2 separate regions of the Mus musculus genome follow, and region 1 is linked to region 2. Evidence: chromatin loops called from intact Hi-C (ENCODE). Cell type or tissue: heart. All regions are shown on one strand.

Region 1 (8,000 bases), 400 kb after region 2:
ACACTTCTGGCCCTCTCTACACTCCAGTAAAAGTTGCTAGGACAGCTCACCAAGACTCAGTGGGGTTGGCTGTTGAGAATGAACACACAGGGCCTTCGGTCACCTCATTCAGAGAGACTGGTAGAGTCCTGTGTCCTGCCCCAGAGTGAACACGTGATGAGGGTCCGTGGGTTAGAAATGAATGCAGCCAAGATGACAGGACTTCCAGTTAGCAGTGGATGGGGCTCTAGGTACCTTTGCTCACCAGTTTCCCCTGGGTTCTGCCACAGGAAGCACTCATAGATGTCTGTTAGATGAACGGTGCACACATCTCTGATTCTGTAACAGCCCACCCCACCCTCTGCCAGGTCTCTGGACCTCTCCCCACTTTGATTCCTATTCTATAACTGACTGCAAAAGCACACAGGAAGTGCTCCCCACTAAGTGAGTGCTACTCAACTCTGAGGCCAAATGTCTGCCCCAGCCTCCCTGACCAGATACTTCTGGGGACAAGCACTGTCTGGTTTAATGGTGAGATCTCAGCAGAGAGAGTAAGAGTTGCCTCTAGACAAGGTGCTGTCTGCATTAATCCTGATTGAACCCACACCATAGGCAAGAGGTGGGATTGGCAGGTGAGCTGTAGGTTCATGACTTGTGTTTAAGGATGGAATCAGAATGTGAGTCCAGGATTCCCTAGTGCCACATTCTAAGCTATGTTGGTATTAAAGTTAGGGAGCCAAGGAATTTCCCATATGAAGAGACTGAGGAATGAATACCACCTTTCATGTGTCCAGCAGGTCCCCATCAGCAGACACAGGATTGCCTGAGACTGTATTCCACTCCCATACTTGGAGCCAGCCTCATGGGCAGTGACCAGAGCTCCATGACCAGTGCAGCCCCACAGAGCTCCATGCTTAGAAGGGCTCGGCTCTCCCTGAGTTCAGTGTTCTGCTGTCACCATCTTGAATGCCTGTTTCTTCTTCTTTTCAAAGGGGGACTGTCTATTTTCATCTTATCCTGGATTATGCAAACTATGTGACCAGTCATGCCCAGATTGCTTATCCAGCGTTGATAATCTCTCAGAATTCTAGGACATTCTCAAGACCCTGAGACACAGAGGACCCCAGATTCCCAAAAGAGTGGGTATCCAATGGGCAAGAAAATCCTTGCATGTGTTGGCTTAGGACTGACTCGCATCAAGAGAACCCAGGAAACTCACACCTGATGATAAACATTCGAGCTACAATGCCCTTGCACACACAGGCATGTGTCTGAAGCCCATCTCCATGTCCACCCAAGTCTCACTAGATGACCACAATGTATTTATATGAGGACAATGATTCTCTCTCCTCAGAGATGTTTGCCAGTTTTCCTGATCATCCACTAAGTCGCACTCATGATTTCTTCACACTCATAGCGCCACCTGGTGGCCACCTCTCGCACTTTCCCTCCCCCAGCCTGAGCTGCAGAACAGCTGAGTAACACCAGTCTCCTGCCCAGCTCTTTCACTTCCTGGGGTTCGGGAGACCTTCAGACAACATCCCTTGTGACTTACAGCCAACCGTTTAGACTTATTACATCTACACGGCTTCTCTGATTCTCTCCCCCTTAGCTTTCTTTATACTTCTGAGCCAAAAAGAGAAATTCTTACTAATGTGTGAGTAGGCAAGATGTGGCTTCTTATAATAAAAAATGTGACAAAAGCCCTCAAGATGCCTCAGCAGGTAAAGGTACTCACTGCCAAGCCTGGTGACATGAGTTCCATCCCTGTGACCCACACGGTGGAAGGAGAGAATGGACAACTGAAAATTGTCTATTGAACTCCAGCCCAATGTGCATATAAACACATATATACCTATATCTGTATCTGTGTCTGTGTCTGTGTCTGTATCTGTGTCTGTATCTGTATCTATATCTATGTCTATATCTATACACACACACACATGCATACACGTGACATGTGTATACACACAGACAGACTGTTTTAAAAACTAACAAGATGAACTCCTTGAGGATCCAGGCTCCACTCTGGTCTGGATCAAATTACTCTCAGAAGTTGCTTCAAAAAACATTAAAGGCTCGAGAAAGGAAACAGAGGAAAATAAGCTTTGGGGTCCTTTCCTCTTCTTCCATGATGCCTTGCGACCCTCAAGCCACTGTGAAGAGAATCCCTCTATAGTAAATATGATGTCCCCAGCTCTCTCCTGTAGTCATGTACAGGAGCCACTGCTGAGCCTGAGGCTGGAAGAAGGCAGACAATGCAGTGTCCCTGAATTATGTCGCTTGGAGACTTACCCTGAGCACCCTCAAGCTATCAATGCCAACAGTGATAATAAGGAGGAAGAACTTCCTTTGCTTAGGAGCCAAGACAGTAGGCAGGCACACTAGGCACATCTTCTTTGATGCATTTTGCAATTGCATCAAGGCATGTTTCAGAAAGCAGTCTGCCCAGCCTGGGAACCTACAACATGTCAGATGTTTGCTAAGCACTCTAAGTACATCTGCATTTAAACCTGGCCACAGTGCATGCAGAGGGGTGTCATTAATATCTCTAGTCTTCAATTGGAGAAACGGAGGTATATTTAGAAGGATGCGATGCTGGCAAATGGAACGACTGAGACTTGAACCTAAATAATCCGATTTCAGGGGCTAGCATGCTACCGTTAGCTACCTCTTGAGCCTAGAAACAGAAAGGAAACATACAAACACTGATCTAGATCCTGCTAGACAAGGCCAACTGAATAACCACAGTGCATTTATTTAGTCACTTTCCCTGAAGGGCATCTGATGTCAGGTATGGATGATACATAAGTACAGTCTGCCTCTAGTCTGGGAGTAAGAGCTGAACCAGATGGAACTGCACCTAGGTACTGCATGATGGGGTGGAATGCAATGGGACTCAGGTGACAAGAAGCAAGCTCCTGACACCTCTAAGTCAGGAAATGCTTGAACACTGGCTTAGTTGTATCTAAGATTTACCTCTCTGTCCTGCAGATAAATTCTAAACAAATTTATTATACCTAAAGACCCCACTAACTCTAACCCTCAGCTTCACACTGCCTTCCACCTTAGACGAGAGGAATGCTGGCTGCCATGGGTCAGGCAACTTAACAAGTCCAGCATCTCATGGTTCCGGGGTCTACATAGACTGGCCTGATCTGCCATCTAGTGGTTGATATGTGCATTACATAAGGTATGGGTGGCATCCTGCCTTTCTGCCCAGGTATAGAGGGGATGAAACCTAAGATAGAATCCTTAAGTCTGTAAGCAGCATTAAGAAGGTGTCTCCAATGTTTTACTAATGAGGAGACTGAGATGGGACTCTGAGATTTGATTGATATAGTAATAATTTTATCCATCATTTGCCTGGCAGCATGCTAATCTCTTCACGTTGACCTCCTGGAGTCATCTCATGAATACCATAACGACATTTGTTTAGCCTCCCTCATGCCTGCTCTATTTCTGAATTCCATCTTGTAATGTCCTCCTTACTTTGAATGCCATGTATTTATAAGACCTTGAAGTGACACTGCAAACTGTTATACAGTCTGAATCAGGCCGTCCTTCAGAGTGACACTTCCTATGTTCTTGGCCCTCCGTGTATCCTACATGCTCCTTGGGCTTGCATCGGATTTGATTGTTGTAAGCAAGACTGGTGTGTGTGTATGCTCTTCCATATCTGAACAGGTCAGGCATGGTAAGAGTTGGAGGTGTTGGTGCAAGGTAAAATGCTGACCACGGCTTCTCCTCCACCACTTCCTTCTTGGTATGTTTTGTTTGCTTGTTTGTTTTGTTTTGTTTTGTTTTCAAGGTAGGGTTTTTCTGTGTAGCCTTGGCTATCTTGGAACTTTCTTTGTAGACCAGGCTGGCCTCCAACTCATAGAGACCCACCTACCTCTGCTCCCAAGTGTTGGGATTAAAGGCATGCATCACCATTTCCAGCAGGAAGAAGGAATTTTAGTGGAGAAAATGACTCAATAGGACTGGTCAAGTGCTACTCAACTCTGAGGCCAAATGTCTGCCCCAGCCTCCCTGACCAGATACTTCTGGGACAAACACTGTGTGGTTTAATGGTGAGATCTCAGCAGAGAGAGTAAGAGTTGCCTCTAGACAAGGTGCTTTCTGCATTAATCCTGATTGAACCCACACCATAGGCAAGAGATGGGATTGGCAGGTGAGCTGTAGGTTCATGACTTGTGTTTAAGGATGGAATCAGAATGTGAGTCCAGGATTCCCTAGTGCCACATTCTAAGCTATGTTGGTATTAAGGTTGGGGAGCCAAGGAATTTCCCATATGAAGAGACTGAGGAATGAATGCCACCTTTCATGTGTCCAGCAGGTCCCCATCAGCAGACACAGGATCGCCTGAGACTGTATTCTGTTCCTACACTTAGAGCCAGCTGCATGGGCAGTGCAGCCCCACAGAGCTCCCTGCTTAGAAGGGCTCGGCTCTCCCTGAGTTCTGCTGTCACCATCTTGAATGCCTGTTTCTTTTACTCTTTTAAAGGGGGACCCTCTATTTTCATCTTATGCTGGGTTATGCAAGCCATGTTGCCAGGCAGATTGGGGGCACAGACATGGACCTGGAGTCCCTCTGAGCTGACACTGAGTGTGCTTGTTTTCACTGTCAGAAAGCCCACAGCCTCAGCACAAGGGAACTGGGTATCCAGAGTGAGTTTACAGGAGAAGAGACGATTTCACGTGGAAGAATTGGGAGAGGGGTTTTCTAAAAGAGCCAATCTTGGCTTCAGAGGCCCACAGATACACTGCAGTAATATATGCTAGGTAATTTTATTTCAATTTGACACAAGCTAGAGTCATCTAAGAGGGTGGAGCCTTATTTGAGAAAATGTCTCAGGCTGTAGGCAAGCCTTAGGGTGTTTTGTTAATTAGTGATTGATGGTGGAGGGTCAGCCCATTGTTAGTGGTGATACCCCTGGGCTGGTCGTCCTGGTTTCTATAAGAAAGCAGGCTGGGGAAGCCACAAGGTCCAGGCCAGAAGGAGCACTCCTCCATGGCCTCTGCATCAGCTCCTGCCTCCATGTTCCTGCCCTGCTTGAGTTCCTGGCCTGCATTCTTCCATGATGAACTCCCATGGTGTGCAAGTGTGAGCCCTTTCCTCTTCAACTTCTTTGGTGATGGTGTTTCTTCCCAGCAGAGGTAACCCTAATTAGGACACAATGGATGCTTGTCTGACCAGACAGTGGTCTCGAGAATGTAGGGAAGCCCCCTTGTATCTCTCCAGCTTCCTATCCATTGTCCCCAGACGTGGTTTGTACGGTTGCGGGAAGTATCTGTCAGACAGTGATGAAGAATACTCAAGATCTGTGACTAAAACTGAGGGGGATGTTCTTGGGGAAACAAAAAAATATTAGCGTTACAGTAGCACGGCAGGAACTCACAACTCGGAACCCAGAAAGCTGCCAGTGAGCACGTGGTGGTTACACAGCCCCTGGCATCGCAAGCTCCCGTCGGATCCCTAAGTCTTAAGAACTAAACTAAGAAGACCTCAGCCTGATTCTGACTCACCCGGTGACACACATGCAGAACCAATCCAAAAAGCTTTGCAAAGTCTTTGAAAACCAGTTTAGGGGCCACAGTCTACAAAGGGTTGCTCATAACTTGTTGTCTATATTCATCTTGGTGGGTGTACCTACTTCCATGACAGAGCCCTCATCTAACATGAGCAAAAGTCTATGTTCAGTCCTCAGCACTACACAAAAGAATCAAGAACTGGGCCAGGGTGGTGGCATACCAGAGACAGAGGCAGGCAGAGCTCTATGTGTCTAAGTAGCGAGTTCTACATGGTGAAACCCTGTCTAAAGGGGGGAGGGGCAGTGTTAAGTATAAATTAATGAAAATAAAGTCAGTCTTTAAAGACTCCCTAGAATTTAAATAAGACCTAACACTATATTTATATACAACCTTATCCAGAAATCTCAACTTGGCCAGTTCTGAGATGACATCAAGATGGGAATTATCTAAAGTTCTAAAGCAGATTTTACAAACAGGTTCCAAAGGTAAGGACAGAAACTCTTGAAGCAGCTGGTAAGACAGAATACCTGAAAAAAAAAAAAAAAACACATAAGAGATGTAAGGCAGACGCAACTGGAAACACAACAGCTAAAGTAAATGTAACCAGTAGCCACACCCATCCACCCCCAGCCTGGGCCAGGCATAGAAGAATGGAAAGAAAAGGAAAAGAACCAGTGAGCCTAAAACAAACTGATTAAATATTCTTAATCTGTGGTTGATGGGGATGTGCTCAACCAGAGGAAGAGTGATTGTGAGGGCAAACTAGAGCCTTGGGGTTCACTGGGGCCATTTGACGGGTGTGTGTGTGTGAGAGAGAGAGAGAGAGAGAGAGGGAGAGAGAGAGAGAGAGAGAGAGAGAGAACAGCAGGAAACACACCTGATGAGATGAGAGCTAATGACTCCCCAAACCTAAAGAAAACCATGACCTCACGGAGTCAAGAATCTCTACAAACTCCAAACAAGGTACTGGAATCTATGCCCAGACACATTCTAACCCAAGCCATGGAGACCAAAGACGCAGAGATGCAAGGAAGACACAGGGGTTAGGGAGACAGCTCAGGGGGTAAAGTGCTGCACACACAAACACGAGGACCCAAGTTCAGTTCACAGCAGCCCAATAACAGCCAGGTGCAGTGACACACATGCCTGAAAACTTACACTTGAGAGAAACAGAGGGAGTCCCTACATGAGCTCCGGGCTCAATGAGGGACCCTGGCTCAAAAGATGGAAGAAGACACTCAGCATTGACCTCTGGACTCACATGCACAAGCACACACACACATGAACATACACCCACACATGTGCACATATGGGTATGTACACACACATTAAAGAATGTTTTTCAGTTGAAAGAATTCATAGGAAAACACAATGCATGACTTGCAGGGAGACAGTGACTGGAACGGCTGTCGGGACACCTAACGTTTCTAAAGTGCCAAAAGAAAAGAAATGTCAGCTCAGAATTCTGAGTGTAGTGAAAAGAACCTTCAGGAATGGGGATAAAATTAAAGCTGGCAAATGAAGGGAGCCAGGAGAATTGAGCTGCTCGGCCATTCTTCAGTCAATGGGAACGAGGCTAGAAAGAAGCTCGCAACCTTGGGAGAAGAACAGCAGGAATGGGAACGATTTCTAAACAGAATAAACTACCATTTAAATTCTTTCTTCAAAAAAAAAATCTCTTAAAAATCGGGAACGCTTTACGAATTTGAGTGTCATCCCCGTGCAGAGAGGCAGTGCTAATCTTGTCCGTATCCTTCTAATTTTAGTGTATGTGCTGCTGAAGTGGGCACTATTTTTTAAGTTCTTTTGTTGAAAGAGGCAGGGTCAGCACTCTGTGATGGACTTCCAATAAGAGGACAGGGGAGATCTGTGCAGCACACTTGGACACTGCCCTTGAAATAATCAGGTGTTGTTTCCAGACAGAGCAAGGAGGATGTCTGCTTTAAGTCCTGAAGCAATGGCTAAAAAACAAAGACATGATTAAAAAAGACAGAGAGACAGAGAGACAGAGAGAAACTTTTAAAAGCTCAAAAGCCCACAAGAAATCAAGAAAAGTTGGAGAAAATAACACAATAAAAAAGCTTATATGTAAATATGACAGTGATAGCCTCAAACATAAACTGGTATAAGCTCATCAAAATAAAAGAGATTCTGGAACACAGGAAAAAACATACGAGCTGACTAGACTATATGCGCGGTGAAGCAGTCACTTCAAATATAATGATATGCATAGGTTAAAAGTGAAATGATGGGAGAAGATATACCGTGAAAACAGTAATCAAAAGCCAGACAGAGTGACTACAAGGACATCAAACAACACAGACTTCAAAGCCTGGGGCGGGGAAGGGGGACGAATTACCATGATAAAAGAGTCAGTCCACCAAGAAGACATAATGTACTTAATTGTACATGCATTGAAAGTGGGTTCAAAATACAGGAGGGGAAACCTGACAGAAATGAAAGAAGATAGAGACAAATCCACAGTC
Region 2 (8,000 bases):
GAAGAGGAAGGTGGGAGAGAGAGGAGATGGGAGGGGAGGGGAGAGGAGAGGAGAGCCTGGTGGACATTACCACTGCACAGGAGGGACAGCAAAGGCTTGACTCTACTAGTTACTTAGTTACTCTTTTCTTTTCTTTTCTTTTCTTTTCTTTTCTTAGATTTATTTATTTATTTTATGTAATGAGTACACTGTAGTTATCTTCAGACACACCAGAAGAGGGCATCAGATCACATTGCAGATGGTTGTGAGCCACCATGTGGTTGCTGGAAATTGACTCAGGACCTCTGGAAGAGCAGTCAGTGCTCTTAACCACTGAGCCATCGCTCCAGCCCACTCTTTTTTTTCAATTACATGAGAAATACCCTATAAGTATATGTGGGAGGTGGGTCCCCACTGGAATGCATAGGCTGACTTATTATTAATGATGGCTATCTTACTAATGATGTTCTTTAAGTATTGATTAAGATACTATGTTGGTCAGCACTGTCCAGGAAAACAGAACCAACAGAAGATTCTCATGGGTACATACATATATCCTTATTTTATAATCTAATACATACATATGCATATAGGCTTATTGTGGGGAATCAGCCCACATGCCTGTGTGGCTATGGAATATGAAGTCCATGGGGCAGGCAGCAGGCTGGAGATTCAGGCAGGAGCTACTGCTGTGGTCTTAAGATTAAACTTTCTAAGGAATCACAGCATTTGCTCCCAGGGCCTAAAACTGATTAGAAGGCGTTACCCAGATTCTCAAGGTTCATCTCTCTTTCTTCTGATTACAGAGGTCAGCCATACCCATATAACTCCTTCATATACAAAGCTAACATCAACAGTGGCTTCTGATTTCTCCCATTGCCATCTCCCCTTAGTCAACGGAACTTTGTTGGGAGATATTTCAAGATCGTGTGTATGTTCTCTCCTTTGTCTAACCCCTCCCACCTGCATCAAGCATCCATTGCTGGTCCTTCCTGAAAGGAAGCAGTGTTGCCTGTAACCATTATGTAAAGAGCTTTCCCTTGAAGAAAAAGTTTGAGAACTGCCTACCCATGACAGCTCTGCCATTTAGTCAGCCCTGTGGCCTGGTCAGGTTCTCATTCAGGACCACTTGCTCACACAAGGCGGCTGGACTTGTGCAACTGGTACAGCATTCGTTAGATATAATAACATGTGTAAAAATGCTGTGTATAAGGAAGGTGGCTTAGAGAGCCTTATACAGACTCATGCAGCCTTCTGTCATGGCTAAGTACATCTTTAATTAGGAAAACATTTATCTTAGTCTTCCTCCCCATCACAGTGAAGATACAATGAGTTAATTTAAACAGAGACCTTAAGGCAGCAGCTGGCAAGGTTAGAGCAAGGGTTAGGGTCTTACTTGATTAAATAAAAGAGAACATTCTAGACATCTGTTCTTCAGTTAAAGAGTTGTTACTGTCCTTGAAGCCACCCAAAACTTTAGCATTAATTGTGTTATTTATTTATTTATTTATTTATTTATTAATATTTGCTGGCATTTATTGTCACTCTGCCTATACCCAAGCTTACTGTGCCACCTCTCTGAAGAGTCCCTAACCTGCTATGGTAGAAAGAACAGAAAGCTGGATGCCAAGGGTGTGTGAGCTACTGTCCCATCCCTTCCATGGCCCTGTGCTAATATTTTGAGCAAGTTACGCCTCCCTGAACTTCAGTTTTCCCTTCTGCAAAGTAGAAGGGTCGAACCAGCTAATACTTAACCTAATGCTGGCTGTAAATGTCCCAAGTAGCTTTAGTTCAGAGATAGTTGGGCCAACTAAACTGTCCAGCACCCAATGTCTGCCATGCATTCCTCATACGAAGCTCCATCGGGTCCCCAGCGCAGCCTTGCCCTGGATGTGTTAGTGGAGTTATCCCACCAATGCTCTGAGATGCTGGATGCCTGTTGGTTCTCCTACTGGTAAAGGGTACAGCCAGGACTCAAGCCTGGAGCTGCCCATCCCAAATATCCTTTGCTTTGAGCTGGCTTCCACTATGATCAGTATCTCAGAGATTGAATTTAGAAGGCACCAGGCTCAGCATACAGAAAGCCCCATCCCTCCCAGCCTGAACTCTCTGGGCCTCACAGGTAGAACCATCCTGCTTGAGCTCTTACTGATTCTGTGACTTGGGGAAAATCATTTAGCTTTCTTATGCCTCAGTTTCCTGGTCTCTGAAAGGCAGCTATTTCACACAGTTATGTTGTGATGAGACTTGAAGAGAGTCCTGCAAAATATTAGCACAGTCACTAGGATTTAGGTAAATTGAGCTAAATAGTTCCACTGGGTCAGCCTCCCAAGCCTGATGTGAAAACAGATGCAACAAGCCATGGAAAGTATATTATAGATTGCAGTGTGCTGTTTATATATGAAGGATCAGGATTCTAAGATCTGACCCTGGAGAAGCAGTTGAAGGCAAGGGTAACAGGAGCCGCAAGGGACGGTGACCCTGCCGATTCCACACATTTTTTTGTTGTTGTTCCTGAGTTCTCAAGTGCAGTTCCCCCCACCCCCACCCCCCGCCCCTCAGTCAAGCTAGATTTGTTAGGGGAAACAAGTAACATGAGTCTATAAACTTTCAACTCAACTCAATTACAAGGAAGTGGGTAACCGGAAGTGGGAATTCCAAATGAAACCAAACTATATGCGTTGGCTTTACACCAGCAATTAAGTATGTTGATGGGAAGAAAACAGTGATTTTACCCTTTTGAAGTAGAGTTGGGGTTACGGCTGTACACACCTGTGTTGTATTAAGTTGTGGGATCAGTAGGTATAATTACAGAATTTAATTATAAAGTGTGTCTTACTGACATGTGTATGCATGGGTGTACATATTGTAAACCCTTTCAAGACGGTTTATTTAAAACAAAATCATAGAAGGTCAGCTTCTCACTGAAAGGTTCATGGTGGGTCTTCCTGAGTGGGAGGAGCCCAGAAAGTCTTTATTCTCTTGTGTTATTTGAGTAGGAAAATACCCCACTGTGTGTCTCTCCCTCCTTCTCTTCCTCCCCCTTTCTTTCTCCTTTCCCTTCTACTTCCCTGTTAGATCTCCTCCACCCCCTCCTCCCAGTAGTACTATATATCAAACCCCAGCCTCCTGCACTGTACACAAATGCTCTATTCTTGAGCTTGGATGCTTACAAGACAACCATTTCTTTAGAGAAACTTACAGTCCTGTTAGAAATGACAGGCAATAAATAGTCAGAGGATTAGTTCCAATCTCTACTACCTGCTAGGAAAAAAATGGTGTAGTTAGTTTGAGAACAACCAGGGAAGGGCGGGGTGGTGATGAAACAGACTTCATCTTTGATGTTGGGGGAGCCGGGGGCACTCGGGCCTCATCTGTGATACCAGAAAGAGGCTCTCAGGTAGAATGTGGGATGCTCTGAGAGTCCTAGGAAGACGGAAAACCAATTCTCAGCCTGGGGTTTGGGGGCGGGCCTTCTACAGCCCTTATGGAGTTCGGCCTCTTGTGTCTCTTCGAAAGTATGTCCTACTAGGACTAGTGGTGATAGATGCCACCAGCCCACCCCCCCCCCCCGACCCAGCTGCCCTAGAAACCATAACAAAGTTACTGGCTTTGAAGCCTCTGGATGCTCAAGTCTTCCCTGTCTCAGGCAGCTCCCCTCTTGCCAGAGTTCTTGTCCTTCTGTGGAGTCCTAGGCTGCCATTTAGCCTTTCCCAGAGAAGCACCGCAGGGCCAGAGATAAGGCTTTGCATGCTCCAGGCCCTGGGTTCAAGCCCCAGTATCACAGAACATAAAGATAAAACAGCTCTCTCCCAGCCACATCCACTTACACTTTGTGACTTGCTTCTTGTCCTGTGTGGATCTAACCCATTCTATCTAGGGAGTGGAGAGAGGCCTCAAGAAAAGGCAAGGAGCACAGGGGCCCCAGGAAAATTTCCTTTCCCCAGTGGGGGAGTAGGGATATTTATGTGCTTCTTTGTCTAGATCTTATCTACTTTTATTTTATGCATGTATGTATATATGCCATGTGTACACAAGTGCCTGCAGAGACCAGAAGAGGGCATTGGAGCCCCTGGAAGTGAAGTTACAAGTAGTGGGGAGCCACTGTGTGGGTTCTGGGAACCAAACCTGGATCCTCTGCAAGAACTTCAAATGCTCTTAACTCCTGAGTCATCTTTCCATTGTCTGCTGGAAACGCTTGTACTAAATACTTCTATTCAGTCACCTACCTTGGGAGGCAGTGGGAGGTGTTTCCCACTAACTAACTATCATCATGTGGACTTCTAAACTGTAGAGGGTCGTTTCTTGTACAGATAGTTTACTGGGCATTTATTATGTGACAGTGTATCCTAGGCACAGGGAATGATGTGGACAAATTTCCTGAGCTAGGAGATACTGTTCAGGGCAGGTCTTGTCCCAGCCCTATATCTGCCTTTGATCCCATGTTTGCCATTATTATATACAATAAAGATTAAAGTGTGGATAATATTAGGTAATAAGTATGGAAGTGCTTGGGAAAGCATCCAGAAACCTGGCTGACTTTCCTTATAAGCCATTCTACAATCCCAGAAAAGGGCTGGAGCATTGGGTAAGCACACCTGTAGTTCTTTCGTCATACCACTAGATGTCAGTGGTGTTCAGGAGGGGAGGAGGACACGTGGTGATGACCTTTTAGCCAGGTTGTGGAGACTGCAAAATAAAGACTTTCTGTATACTAGATGCTGTCCTGAATGCAGTGAATTTCCCATATCATTTGATGCTTACAGAGGCCCCATGATTTGCATATTCCTATCCCTAGTTTACAGTTCTCAAAGAAAGAACTGCTGCTAATGTTAGTCAGTTTTCTATCTGAAGCCACCATACAAAGATTGCCTTAGAAGCAATGTTCAGCCAGACAGTCCTTGGCTGCTGCCGACCCACTGTGAACAGTGTCTCCCCATACACGGGCAGCAAATGACTGCACAGATGTATAAAGACAAAAGCTTCCATGGATGTCTGAGTAGAGTGCAGTGCAGGTGCTCATTAGACAGACAGAAAGGTACAGGCTGACAAAAGCCTGCAGAGGCAGCTGGGCTGTCTACATCTCCTGTTAGAGAGGTTAGAAATCATAAACACTCTTGGTGGGGCTGGGACTTGACATGAGGAATATAAAAAGGTCTCAGTGAGCTTGACTTTAAATGAGCATATAGATAGAGGTACTATATGCCATTCCAACAATGACCAGCATGGCAAGATGTTCCAAGGGCATAGTAGTGGCACTTATATCTTGGGGGTAACCAATACCCATCCAGTTGTACCTAAGGCCTACTCAGTTAGAGGACATTCATGACTGGTACTGTAAATCTAACCAACTCTGCATGGCTGGTAATGTCATAGACCCGAGAGGAAAACAGTACAGACAGTATAGCTTCTAAACTATATTCTAAATGCTTATACCCACAGATAAGTATAGCTCTCAGCCCTTGTCATAGAAGCTTCTTTTTGCCGAAAACATTACAGAAATTCCAAACTGGTCAAAAAGAAAAACTAACTGTGGGGTACCCAGCCCCACTTTATGCATTTACAGTACAACCCCAAACCTAATTCTCAAGAAACATCGCAAAAGTAGAGAAAGAAAAATCACTAAAAACTGAAAGGCCAGGACATCTGATAATGGCAGAGCAGCTGAGCCCATGAAATCCCAAAAATGTGGTTGCTTAAATAAGATCTGCACAACGACACCAGTTTACATGCCAGTGTGAATAGGGGAAATCTCACAAGGCCTGGAAGAAGAGCTATAGGTAACTAATAGCTACTGAGACGAGGAGAATTAGTATTTCCCATAGACTAGGCCAGCCCCCTGGTAGGCGATCCAAACCCAAGTGGTCAGCTTTAAACATGCACATAGCAGTGACTCTAAATGGGCTCAGAAGGATGTATGTATAATATAATAGACATTGGTTTACATTATATAATAATTTTTTAAAAAGGAGTTTGTGAATTTGAGATGGATCTGAGTACACAAGAAGAATTGGAGAAGTAGAGGCTCTCATCTATAAAATTCTCAAAAAATATATTAAATTATAAAAAGAGCTGGAGTCCAGATCTTCCCTAAGCAATGCCTGAAAGTTGCTGAAAGTTAAAGAAAAAGTAGGGGGAAATTCAAGGTCAAAGTTATACAAAGACAGACTGCGTGTAGTAGCTGATGGTAATTCCAGGCCTTTGGGAGCTGGGGAGGTGGCTCAGCTGTTAAGAGCACACACTGGTCTCCCAAAGCACCTGACTTTGATTCTCAACACCTATGTGGGGCAGCTCGCAATTGCCTATAACTGCAGCTCCAGGGGGCTCTGATACCCTCTCTGGCTCCTCAAATACCCTCTCCTGTATCTAGAAATATGCATGCATGGTGAGTGCACACATACACGCACACACACACAAAACTAAAATAAATGATGACGTCATCCTTCCCAAGAGAAGACATGACAAAGGCAAGAAAGACACTGCTACGTTTCTGTCCTCAACACCCATAGACCTTCAGTTCAGACCCTGGACTACGGCAAGGCAGGGAGAATGATGTGAAGAGTGGAACGCACACAGAAGTCCGTAGGGAGGCCTTGCAAAGGACAGAAGAAACAGACTAGGCATGATTCCCACGAAGGAAAATCCAGGAGCCCTCTCTTAAGTTGAGCCCCACCCAAGGGACAGCCCTGGCGATACCTGAAGCAAACCAATGGCTTTGGAAATGGCTGGGCAATGGGGTCACACAAACAGAGGGAGGGAAGGCTCAAGGGGACCTGATGGCAAGATGTCTCTGTGATGTCTGGGGTACCTACTAGCTTTGAGGAAGCAGGTTTGGGCATGGCAGAATAAATGGTTACATTTGTCCCTGTTGAACCATTTACAAGGTCATTTCTACATGTGACATCTTGTTTGAGGTCAGTTAGCAAGGAGCTGAAGGGGCTCTCTATGTTCTTACCTGAAGGATGAGTAAAGCCGACCTTCGTGCTCATTCATTACCATAGGTTTGGGTGCTGGGGTGAAAATTCTGGTTTTTCTAGTTGCTATGCTACATCGATTTCAGAGCGATGATGTCCCGGAATGGTGATAAAGTTGCTGTTGTTTATGACTCTGGGGCCAGGCATGTTGGTCTGGTTTGCACCTGGAAGCCCCTGAGCCTCGACAAGGCACATCACATGCCTACCGTAACAAGAGAATGTGTCTAGGAGAGAGGGGACCAAATGCAAACTAACATGTGCATCTGCTAGTCGAGTGCTCCTTCTGCTCCTCGTCTTTGTGGGATCGGGTGTGCCCCTGTTCCTGGAGGGTGGGAGCCTATTCTGGTGGCCTGCCGCCAGCTCTTCTTCACGATGAGTCTTCCTTAGGCAAATGCTTGGGAGGAGCCATCTCCAGTTAAGGGCCTGCTTTGGAAGGCAAGTTCTCTGACTCATGCTGAGTAAAGTCTGCACACAAGCAGGTGCCTGACTGGGAGCACATTTCTAGGGCTTAATGAGCATCTGGAAGGGAGGAGACAGGAGGGTCCTGGGGGCAGAGCTTGGCGATCTGCTAGGAGGAGGGGGGAAGCCGGAGAAATAAGCCTGCATTGGGAGTGATATGATCACATGGCATCCATGAAAGATGACTATCACTGGCCAGGAGATGGGATGGAGGCAACACAGGAGACCCAGGATGATGCTGTGGAAGGCAGCAGATAATGCTACTTGGGCAGGCCACTGCAAAACAGCAGACAGCCCTGAGGACAGAGGATCATGTGAGTTGAGAACGACGTGTGTACCTGCGATTGCTGAGTCCTCCCTTTCAGCCTTCACCAGTTGTGGGGAGGGCATTTCCCTTCTCAACAACTTCTTATGCTGCCTAAGTAGGAGAGCCTGGCCCATTGTCACAGTTTATAGTTATCTGTATGCTTTGGTGTTATTGTCTTGTGCTCTGTAGACTCCCAATTCCAAGTCAAGTGGTGTTCATTTTTTAAGGCTTCTTGCCTAGTTTCACGTTGGAGTTCTAAAAAGTATGTGTGACTATGACCA

What was found. A loop is a pair of places that touch in the nucleus more often than their neighbours do. Peaks named below come from ENCODE experiments on the same cell type or tissue, not always from the same donor. Only the 100,000 strongest peaks of a DNase experiment are listed, where the experiment ranks them.
Region 1: a loop joins it to region 2, with 9 times the contacts of the local background. A loop is called at or near these places in 32 of 42 quality-filtered maps.

What each region holds. Positions count from the first base shown.
Region 1 is chr7:96,912,799-96,920,798 of GRCm38, forward strand. Gm22226 (a small nuclear RNA gene) reads right to left here and starts at 7,304; the gene lies at 7,196-7,304. In heart, CTCF peaks have their summits at 1,418 (motif pointing left) and 3,154 (motif pointing left); DNase peaks (open chromatin) are centred at 1,413 and 3,113; H3K27me3 peaks cover 4,241 bases.
Region 2 is chr7:96,514,776-96,522,775 of GRCm38, forward strand. The region is part of intron 4 of Tenm4 (teneurin transmembrane protein 4); the gene reads left to right. Among named protein-coding and RNA genes, the nearest start is that of Gm15412, 180 kb to the left of the region's middle. In heart, no CTCF peak of the experiment used is centred here; a DNase peak (open chromatin) is centred at 4,586; H3K27me3 peaks cover 4,829 bases.